3 separate regions of the Homo sapiens genome follow, and regions 1 and 2 are each linked to region 3. The links are chromatin contacts, found by Hi-C in ENCODE. All regions are on one chromosome and are shown on one strand. The core of a region is the stretch at or near the end of the contact, and the rest is flanking DNA. Distances in the headings are between cores, read along the strand shown. Region 1 has its middle 390 kb from the start of CBLB. Region 2 overlaps CBLB (Cbl proto-oncogene B). Region 3 holds the start of BBX (BBX high mobility group box domain containing).

Region 1 (3,581 bases), core at 770-3,269, 1.3 Mb after region 3:
TCCTCTCCAGCACCTGTTGTTTCCTGACTTTTTAATGATCGCCATTCTAACGAAAACTGGATTCTTATTGCACTAATGCAAACAACTATATTGCCATAAGAATACTCATCGTTTCCAAATTCTAGAGGAACCAGGCAGAGAGAAACAAACATGCTCCAAATCTTGATTACAGGAGTGTATACCTTACTTAATTATTAAAGGCTGTAAATAGTTCAAAAGTTTCATTGACTCTGAAAAAGAAGGATCAGCAATATTCCAAGCAAAAGTCAAAAAGGTTGCTTCAGCTTCCTGAGTTCAGTCTATTTAATTAACTGTTGTTTTTCTTGATATTCGTAAACATTTCAGCTCTTCACAAGTCCTGCTCATTTTCCTTTATTAAAATGTTACAGTATCCAAAGTTATCGGAAGTCTGTATTTGAGAGCACCTGTTAAAATCTTATAGCCAATTATAAACCATCTTTTGAAAAGGATTAAAACAAGACAATAATTATCTGTGAATAGCAAAATGTCCAGGGTAGTCACAGTCAAAAACACAATTGACAACAAAGTTTGGTTATCTCCGTGGTTTACGATAACTTAACAACCTTAATTATGATTGATAGCATACACTTATACATTAAAATTTTAGAAATCCCATACAATTTTGGGACATATGTTAGCATTATTCACAAAAATATAACCTAAAGAAGATTGAGCATAATTTTGGCAATCCCATGTACCTAAACTTGTGAAATAATCCTGCTTACCTCTCTTTTCCGGACACTTCAGTGGCTCTCCGAAGTATTTGAAAAGCCAGGTGCCAGGGAAGACAATTTTGAAACTGAAGTTTGATTTGGGGAATGCTGTTAAATGTTCAAGATTTAAAACACTTGATATTACGAAATAGAAATCCAGATTACCATAAATTATTTATTTTGCCAAAATGATGACTCAGAAATTTTAAAGAAGCAAAAGCCTTTGATAACCCTTTACAAATTTTGCCAAAGAGAAGATTAGTACCTTAGAAAAACCTTGTTATGCTTTTATTTTGAAGCTCAATTTATATTGAGAAAAAACATGTAATACTTTTTTTAATTTAGTCAATATGCTCACACTGAGAACCTCTTCTGCAAGATTAATTTCCAAAATTTTTCCACCACTTCTTTGAAACTTCAGCTTTTTCCTAATTTAACTCAATATAATCCTTTAACCCTAGGCCAAAGTTTACATTTCCATGTCTTCTTATAACCTTTTACAAAACACATACACACACACACACACACACACACACACACACACGATTTTACTGTTCTTATACACCTTGCATGTAAATCTGTTTTCAGTAGTCTCAATTACATGTTATAATGGTAACTCCTAGCAATTGTTAACTTTAAGGTAAAACTTGGTACATTAGCTTTAATTATGTGCTAACTACAGTCAAGGTTTGCCTTCTTAGTTAAGGGCATGGTTAGTTCCATATATCCCCAGGCCTTACCAATTGTGAAGCAGGCAAGACAGACAGTTCTCAAAACCCAAAAAGCAGTTCGTAACCTCAAAACACTTAGCAAACCTTGCATCCGGCCTGCATTTTACCAATAGTCCTTGGGGCTGTTTTTATTTCTCAAAGATTACAGTCACAGAACTGGAAGGTACCATAGCTTTTATTTCTTAAAATTATTAGATCCAGGCACTTGTCTTTCTTTACGCCAAAGTAATTAGAGCTCTTCTTTTTTTTTTTTTTTTGAGACAGTCTTTCTCTGTTGCTGAGGCTGAAGTGCAGTGGCGTGATCTCAGCTCACTGCAACCTCTGCCTCCCGGGTTCAAGCAATTCTCCTGCCTCAGCCTCCAGAGTAGATGGGATTACAGGTGCACGCCACCATGCCCAGCTAATTTTTTGTATTTTTAGTAGAGACGGGGTTTCACCATGCTGGCCAGGGAGCTCTTTTTACAGACATCATACGTAGAGCACACACAGACAAGCAGAAGAAAAGTCAGTCGCTGGATGGGGCCCTTTAAGAGATAGGGCCACATGCAGATATCAAACCAGAAAGAACCATTCCCTAAGGCAGGGTTGCTAAACAAAACCAAAAAAACTTTAAAGGTTAATTTGTTGATGGGGTAGAGTAGGGGAAAGAAAAGAAACAGTTTAAAAATATCTGGGGAAGAACCTCTTATTCTTAGGCAAGTGGTTCCTCCGCTGGGGAGAAAAGTTTAATTACTGTCCCGTGGAGTTGAAACCGTTTGGCTGGGGAAGGGGAAAGCTGCTGCAGCATGGCTGGGAACCAGCCTGCTGGCTGTGTGGGACCCTTGGGCACCGCGTCCCAGCCCCAGCATGGAGGTGGGAGGGGCTGAGAGCTGTTGCTCCTTGGTTCTTCCTGAGAAAGGAAGGAAAAGGCCATGAAAAGGCCCCCAACCCCCAGGAGTGGAGAGGGATGGGGGTTCAAACCCCAGAAGCGACAAGGAGTGGGGGTGCAGTTTCTTGTAAGTTCAGACGTCTGAGGTTGAAAAGGCTTAGAAATCACAGTGAGAGGTTTTGAGTTCCCATTTCACTCACCACTTCTGGAGCCCCTCATTTGCGGCAAAAACGTTGCATAACTTTTCCTTAGTTCAGGTAAAAATGTGGGGGCTCTTGTCTGTCCAACAGCCATGAAAATTTAGGCTCACAGACAGTTTAAAGGGTGAGTAAAGCAGGGTTTTATTGGGTGAAAAGGGCCGGGGGGCGGGTGGGGAAAGGACACGGATCCTCCACACGGCCAGAGTACCCTGCTAGAGCACTTCCCACCTGGCTATTTGAATCTCAGGTTCCGCACAGGAAGAGGAGGGGCTGGGCTCCTCCGCATTGCAAAGGGTGCAAACTTTCTGAGGTTCCAGTCCAGTGGGCAGGCTGGTTAGAGTTCCTCTAGGGGCCCCCTCCCACCTGGCTGTCTCACTTACAACTTCCCTGTTCTGTATGATGTTGTCTATGAGTTTGTCATACATGACTTGTATTATTTTGAGGTATGTTCTTCTGATGCCTAGTTTCTTGAGGGTCTTTATTATGACAGGATGTTGAATTTTACTGGAAGCTTTTTCTGTGTCTATTGAAATGATCATATGGTTTTAGTTTTTAATCCTGTTTATGTGGTGAATAACATTCATTGATTTTTATATGTTGAACCAACCTTTCATCCCAGGATTAAAGGCTACTTGATTGTGCTGAATTAACTTTGTGATGTGCTGCTTGATTTGGTTTACAAGTATTTTGTAGAGGATTTTTGCATCTATGTTCATCAAGAATATTTGCTTGTAGGTTTCTTTTGTTGTTATTGTGTCTTTGCCACCTTTTGGTATCAGTATGATGCTGACTTTGTAGAATGATAGGGAGGAATACCTCCTCCTCGATTTTTTGAAATAGTTTCAGTAGAGCTGGTACCAACTCTTTGTATATCTTGTAGAATTTGGAGGAAATCCATCTGGTCCAAGGTTTTTTCTTTTCCTTTTTCTTTCCTTCTTTCTTTCTTTTTTTTTTTTTTTTTAGTTGGTATGTTTTTTAAATTACTGATTCAATTTTGGAACTCAATACTGGTCTGTTTAAATTTCTTCCTAATTCAAACTTGAGAAGT
Region 2 (3,508 bases), core at 930-3,429, 1.8 Mb after region 3:
CTTAAAATTGCAGGATTTTCAAATTAGAATATCTAATACACTTCTCCACATTTACACAGGAGAAAACAAGCCTGGAAGATTAAGTGATTTGTCAACTACTGACCAGCTGACACCTTTCCAGATTTATTTCCCTGCATCTGATTAATCCCATTGTCTTTGAAAAGATACTGTTTTTCCACCGCATATTCTCACTCATAGGTGGGAATTGAACAATGAGATCACATGGACACAGGAAGGGGAATATCACACTCTGGGGACTGTGGTGGGGTCAGGGGAGGGGGGAGAGATAGCATTGGGAGATATACCTAATGCTAGATGACACATTAGTGGGTGCAGCGCACCAGCATGGCACATGTATACATATGTAACTAACCTGCACAATGTGCACATACATGTACCCTAAAACTTAGAGTATAATAAAAAAAAAAAAAAAAAAAAGAAAAGATACTGTTTTTCAAGACTTTAAAGAGGATTACTATTGTTTTTTGGTAGACAGACTAGAACTCATTATCTAATAACAGGATTATAACATAGTCTTATTTATCATGTTCTTATCTCTCATGATATTATATGAACAGAACTATCACTTTAACAAAAAGTCATTAATAGATTTCTGTGTAATAGATAGGTGGTAGTAAGCCATCAATAAATGGCAGTTCTTACTCTTATTTGAAATAAAAAGATCCTGAAATTATATTATTATTACAGGTGCATGGCTATCCATTGGTCATGTATTCTATTCTTTGTAGATTGACAGTTACTTATACTTGTTCACTGTATTTTAAAAGCGATTCAGCCTGCAACTTAAGTGGTTTATAATTGTAAGGGTCAATAGAATATATTGAAAGATTTTTGGATTAGTGAAAACTTGGAGTTTAGTTGGCCTTTTTATTTTCTCTCTCTCTCTCTCTCTCTCTCTCTCTCTCTCTCTGTCTCTCTCTCTCTCTCTCTCTCTCTCTCTTCCCTTTTCTTCTTCCCAGGTCTCTGCCAGCACCCTGAAATTTCTACATTTGTAAAACAATTTGCTATTGATATTTTCTCTCATTTGCTTCATCTCTAAAGGAAGAGGTAGTAGAAACCACCACTGTCTTTTTGCAGAAGTTTAAATGGAGGTGTGAAAATTCATGCTTTCTGGGTTCACTTCCTCTCATATACCTCAGAGAAGAATGGTAGCCACTTAGTCTTAAGAAAGTTTAGAGCCTTAGTGCAACAGTTTAGAATAATCTAATTTTTTTGTTTGTTTTTAAAGACTTTGTTGTTGTACTCTATTTCTATTCTTCATTCTTGAAATCCCCTTCCCCCTACCTCTGTTCCCCAGCCCCACCTCCTACACAATAATGGGTGTTTTGCTGAAGTGATCAAATGAGGGTTATCTGTTGCGCAAACACTCATATATGAAAAGTTAACAAAATAGTGCCCTGGCTCCCTAATCCCTATTACTACCACTAATTAAGATTCCAGTGAATGCCTCTTTGGATTTGAGGTTTATCACAAGTAATCTGACAAAGTTTCATTTACACAAGTACTGTGGAAATGTAGCTTGTCCTTTTGTAAATTGTTATTATGAAGGGGTACATTAGACTAAAATTTTCTTAAGTTCATACATCTCGTATAACTGGCTCTGGGAAATCACTGAGTGCTCAAAAGAGTTATGAATTGAATTCACTGTAAATGCTAGATTAGAATAATTTTTATAGTAACAGATGTGGAAGATGTCTATTTGGCCTTTTTAAAAAAACTTTATATGTTATACACAAAATAAATATTGACAATTTGACCACTTTACGTTGTATACTTTATATACGAAACAAAAATGCTTTAACTTCTTCATACGAAAAATAAAATTTATACTGTTCTGAAGTCAGTGGTTCCCTGATCATATTTTTTTTACTCTGAGTATCATGATCAATGTCCCTTTTGTGTGTTGAGTATTTGAAACTTTAATTTGGAAAAGAAAAATGTACTTCTTAGACATTAGTTTTATGGTAATTATAATGAAGCTGGACATAATTGCATATTTATACTTCATTGTAAATCAACAGCTTCCTAATATTCTTAAAAGTGTTCCTTTTTTTTTTAAAAAAAACAGCAGCATTTTGTTAACCTTAATCAGAGCCTGACGTGTGTTTCTTCTAAATGGCATCTGATGTGGTATCTCTCCTCAGTTCTCTGTGGTTTCCTGTTTTTTTCATACATAGAGAAACACTTTTTGAGGTATTAAGCCTCATATTTTTCTTCTTTTAATGGTACCTGAAACCTAAACTCTCTTATAAATACAGCATAGTGTTGTCAACCTGTCTCACCATTAATTTATGCCACTTCCCACAGACTGCTTCTCTGGAATCCCTCCAGCCCTTGCTGTGTATCCATCACCCAGCTAGCATTGTCCTTACATACCCCACTCTAGATTCTTTAGCATTACAGGTTTTACTTCTGTCCCTAAAGTGTGATCTTCAGAGACAAAGATGTTATCTTTATTTCTATAATTGTATTTCCCCAACAGTGCCTTGTTTTAGCAATGAATAGATATAGTAGGCTCTCAAAGTGTTGTCTCTAGAGCAGCAGCAGCAGCAGCAGCCTCAGGGAACATTTTATGGCTGTCAGTGTTCAGGCCCCACCCCAATGCTACTGAATCATAATATCTTGGGTTGAGGATCAGGCTATGTTAACAAGCCCTTCAGATAATTTGGATGCATGCTGAAGTTTGACAAACACTGCTATAGAAAATTATTGAATGAATATGAAAGTTGTACCTTTATGGTGATATCTCATTGAAGAGGATTGATATAGCATGGGGCCAGGCACAATTTAGTTTATTCTGCCTGAGTCTTGTATTTCAGAGATACTGGTAAAGGAAACCTAAGATTTAAATATTTGCTATCTTATAAGAGGATGTTATCTTATAAGAGGGACGGCTTTTATGCTATTCTGTTGTAAAAATTGTAGTTTAAGTTTTAAAAACTGAATGATTTCTTTCTTCTGCCGAATTAGGAATAGGCATTATTCTGAAGCAGGAAGGTTAACTAAGAAATGCATCCTGGGTGTCACTAATTTTCATGGTGGGAAAGAGGGTAGGTGAGTTGGAAACTGGTCAGGTGGGGATAGGTTGAGAGACGTTTCCCTAGTTACCATTCTGTGCTCTTCTAAATTTTTTGAATCATGTAACTGCATAACATGTTAAAATTTTGTCGAATGATATTCAGTCAGAATAAAGTAATAAATATTGAATAAACTCCCATGATATAACCATTGTGGTTGGTTTAAAAATTAAGTTTTTCTTTTGTATTAATATGAAAAGTTAGATAACGTATGTTTTTCATCTCTGCAGAAAACATCAGGGTTGTGGCAGAAATGTCTTGATGGCTTTCTACCTTAGCCTTCTTGAATTGGTTGATACATATTACTCATTTGTGCAATGAATAAAGGATTTCTATTATTATATGGACCCATCATCTTATGACTGTTTTTAGAAAATGAGAATTAAATCTTGATTCATTATTAAATAACC
Region 3 (3,501 bases), core at 942-3,441:
GGACCCCCGGCGCCCCTGGGCCGCTGGCTGCCTACAAAAGTCGCGCGAGCAGAGGTGGCGGCGGCGCGCAGGGGCGGGGGGCCGCGTGGGGGCCCCCACGCCGCCAGTGGGCAACCCCAGGAGATGGCGAAGAACGCCCCTCCCCGCGCGGGGAAAGTACCCCAGTCCCAGTCAGCCACCCCGGGAACGGCAGCCCGGCGTCCGCGGCCGGGAGAAGAGAACTGGACGTGTCATTAGCAGGACAGGCAATGGTTTCAAAGCCCCAGGCCAATGACCATTAGCAGAGGCAGAGCTCGCTCCGTCCCCATCCCCCACAACCTCCACCCACCTTCCCCTTCGCCCCCCCCCCCACCTCCACCCCACCTCGCGAAACTTTTCAACAAGATCCACCTGGACTAATTTGTCCACAGACAGTTAAAATATTGACTAGACCCTACACACTGGGAAGGAAGGGGAATGCACGCTTTATTTTCCTTCCTACAGAAAGGAAAGCAAAAAATAGCTTCTCTCTCTGTCTCTCCCTCTCCCCCCCCCCCCCTCTGTCGTACATGTTGTGTCTTAGCTTTTTGCATCGTTTCGTTTTACCTTCCTCATTTAGCAGAAATGATCGCGGCTATTTCACACATAAACGTGTTCCAGATTCTGGGATTCAGGGTCCTTGTAAATTACAGGACTCGGGTTCGGTCTCAGTTATGTTAAGTTTCATACAATACCAAAAAATAAATAAAATATGATAATAAATTTCAGAGGGTGAGTGAGCGAGACGAGGTGGAGGAGGAAAAGAAACCTCGAGTCTGATTTCTGTAATTTACTAGCGACCCGGATCGCAGCAAATAACAGTGTAACACGAGTGTGGCTTAAGAGGGCTAGGGAGCTCTTTCTAGAGGCATCGACCCCATCCCCGGATAAAGGATCTGCAAGTTTTCTGTCATCGCGACCAGGCAAAGCCGTAACTTACCTTCAGAAATAAGACTTTAAACGGCCAAGGCCTTCCTCCTCCCCTCCACCACCACCCTCAGCCTCGCTCTCTCCACCTTAAACTTATTGACACAACATAATCCCACATTCAAGCAAAATCCTGACACAGCCTCCCTCCTCCTCTTCCCCCTCCTCTCTTCCCTCCCGTTCTCTCTCTCCCTCTCTCTCTGTCTCCCTCTCTCCCCCCCCTTCCCTCCCTCTTCTCTCTCCCCTTCTCCCTCGCCCTCTTCCCCCTCTCCCCCTATTCTTCCTCCAGGCTACTCTGGCACTAAAACAGCACTTTCTCTACTCGCCGCGCATTTGGGTAGGGGTGGGGGGTGAGAGGGCACTGATCTGCGGGGCCGGAACACCCAAATCCCAACTCTCCAGATGAACGAGCAACTGGGCTGCTGTTCCCGGTCACCAACGCAGACGAAACGTTCAATAAATCCACCGAAGGCTGGCTCCTCGTACCTTCCTCCACTGCCCCTGCTCCCCAGGCCCCACCTCCCCGGCAGCCGAGACCAGGCAGGGCTCCACGTACTTTCGCCGAGATGAAGTTTGGGGCTCCCCGGGCGGCCACGAGCCGCCCGCCGGCGTGAGGGCTCTGTTGTTGTTTTCCTGGGGCCGCTCCAGCCCGCGCCCCGGCGCCCGTGCCCCTCTCAGGCGGCGCTGCCTGTGTGCCGAGAGGTGCTGGTTGCAAACGCAGCCTGGCACCGGCTGGCCTACTACTCCCCAGCCCGGCCCCCAGCCTCCCGCTCGCAGGGCACTGCCTCAGCGCCCCCCGCCCCCCGGCCCCAGCCGGCGCGGCCGCCGCGACCCTCGCCCCCGACCTCTCCCGACCCAAAGTTTTGGCGGAGGGGGAAAGTGCCCAGGGAGCGGGCCGGCTGGCGGCGGCTCCGGACGCGCGGGGTTCCCTCCGTCTTCCTCAAGTCCACCCTACCGGCTGCCGCCGCCGCCGCCGCCGCCGCCGCCGCTGCTCCTGCCGCGGAGTCCTTGGGGCTGCAGCCCGGCGGCTCGCAAGTGAGTAGGAAAACAGAAAGTGAGGGGAGTGCGCCCAGGGAGGGCTGGGGATGGGGGGCGCCTACCTCGCGGGCTCGCCGGGCGTGAGGGCGTGTGTGTAGCTAGCCCTCAGCGGCCAGTCAGGGTTTCTCTATGGGAAAGTGGAGAGAAGCTCGCGGAGCCGCTCTGCCTCCGCTTCACTGTACACTGCTCCACATACAGTACATGCAACCCGGAGAGACTGAAAACACTCATTTTATATAAGGCAGCCTGCCATTGGCCCGCGCAGTGACGGACAGGCCGCGCAGCCAAACAAGAGGCCCGTTACACCCAAACACACGCACACATACACACATTTTACAGAGACACACAAAGATCATCACATTTTCTATTTTCTAATGTTCGGGACCTGTAGACAGTAGGAGAGGACAGGTAAAGAGGCCCAGCAGAGTGGGGTAAAGGGGAAAACCCCTGTCTGCACCAAGTTGCAAGGCTTGAAACTGGTGTCCTTTTGACTTGGGAGGGTTATGGTAATAAACTACAACTCCACTGGATATGGAAGTGAGGGGGGTTTTTCATCGCTGCCTTTTGGTGCCCCATGGAAGAGGCCTGCATTGTGTTACGATTTTACAGCCTGACCCGGCTAACAAGTGGCCAAGAAAGGCTTTTATCACCTTGGATTTCTTTTGTCAATGGGTTAGCTATCACATAGGCCAAAATAGTGCAAGATAAGTTTATCAGGACTCTAATGCATTGAGGTTGTTAGTGCCTCATTCGTAGGTAGATTCAAAAAAATCAATATAACAACACACAAAGATAAACATTTTGCTGAAATAGCCAAACAACTTTTAACTGGTCAGTGGACTGCCATCACCTGTGTGGACATGCAAACTGTGCTGTTAGGTAAAATAAGTCATGGAAGATTGGCTATTGACCCTTAGCCTTCAAAACAGACCTTTGATTCAATATATACATGATTTATATTTTGCATATTATATATAAAAATATATGACTCTTTACATATTTCACATCTCATGTGAACATCATATGTTGCATGACTTTTGGAGATGATGAACCTCAGGACTGGTCTTTCTGATTGTTTTTCAACAATGCAACTTCAGAAGATTATATGAGACAGTTCAATACACATAAGTCAACAGGTTGGTGGAAAGAAGTCAAAGCTGGAAATTAGAAGGAATAAATTGTAGATTAAACTCTTTAACCAGCTGAGCAATCTTGAGCAAGTTACTTAACCTCTCCAATGCTCAGACTTGGTTTTGATTTTTAAGATTAAAATAAGAAGCTTTTCCAGATTCCCTCAATTAAATGTTTATTCAGCATCTACTATGTGTCAGGCATTATCTTAGGCCTAGATGTTTTCTTAGGGTTCCTTCCGTTTTAAGAGTTGGTGAATTATTCTCAAATACAAACATTTTGGAGATTACATAAACACTACGATTTTATGGCCTAGGTAAGTAGCTTTAAAACTTAAAGAAAACCCAACTAGGGCAACTTATTTCAGTTCCCCTTTTATTTCCTTGA

What was found. Hi-C counts contacts between places; a loop is a spot of excess contacts on that map. Pooled maps may share reads with other maps.
Region 1: a loop to region 3 is called in a map of OCI-LY7, with 7 times the contacts of the local background. The contact joins the enhancer-like site here to the promoter of BBX in region 3. A Hi-C loop is called at or near these places in 1 of 168 maps with a recorded cell type or tissue (OCI-LY7), 3 of 37 single-sample maps with no recorded cell type and 3 of 50 pooled maps.
Region 2: a loop to region 3 is called in a map of CD4-positive, alpha-beta memory T cell, with 12 times the contacts of the local background. The contact joins the enhancer-like site here to the promoter of BBX in region 3. A Hi-C loop is called at or near these places in 2 of 168 maps with a recorded cell type or tissue (CD4-positive, alpha-beta memory T cell and naive thymus-derived CD4-positive, alpha-beta T cell) and 5 of 50 pooled maps.

Annotation. Positions count from the first base shown.
Region 1 is chr3:106,255,314-106,258,894 of GRCh38, reverse strand. No RefSeq gene overlaps it. Among named protein-coding and RNA genes, the nearest start is that of CBLB, 390 kb to the right of the region's middle. RefSeq lists an enhancer at 1,836-2,195. Within about 2 kb of position 2,019, at least 4 of the 41 ENCODE cell types and tissues checked have a DNase peak (open chromatin) inside an H3K27ac peak, as active enhancers do; they include OCI-LY7, where a contact is called at or near this core.
Region 2 is chr3:105,751,947-105,755,454 of GRCh38, reverse strand. All of the region lies in intron 4 of CBLB (Cbl proto-oncogene B), which reads left to right. Among named protein-coding and RNA genes, the nearest start is that of CBLB, 120 kb to the left of the region's middle. Within about 2 kb of position 2,179, at least 5 of the 41 ENCODE cell types and tissues checked have a DNase peak (open chromatin) inside an H3K27ac peak, as active enhancers do.
Region 3 is chr3:107,521,652-107,525,152 of GRCh38, reverse strand. BBX (BBX high mobility group box domain containing) reads right to left here and starts at 2,191. Exons shown (of 18, transcript NM_001142568.3): 1 at 2,046-2,191. RefSeq lists silencers at 1-61, 1,515-1,584, 1,695-1,784, 1,815-2,124 and an enhancer at 2,525-2,574.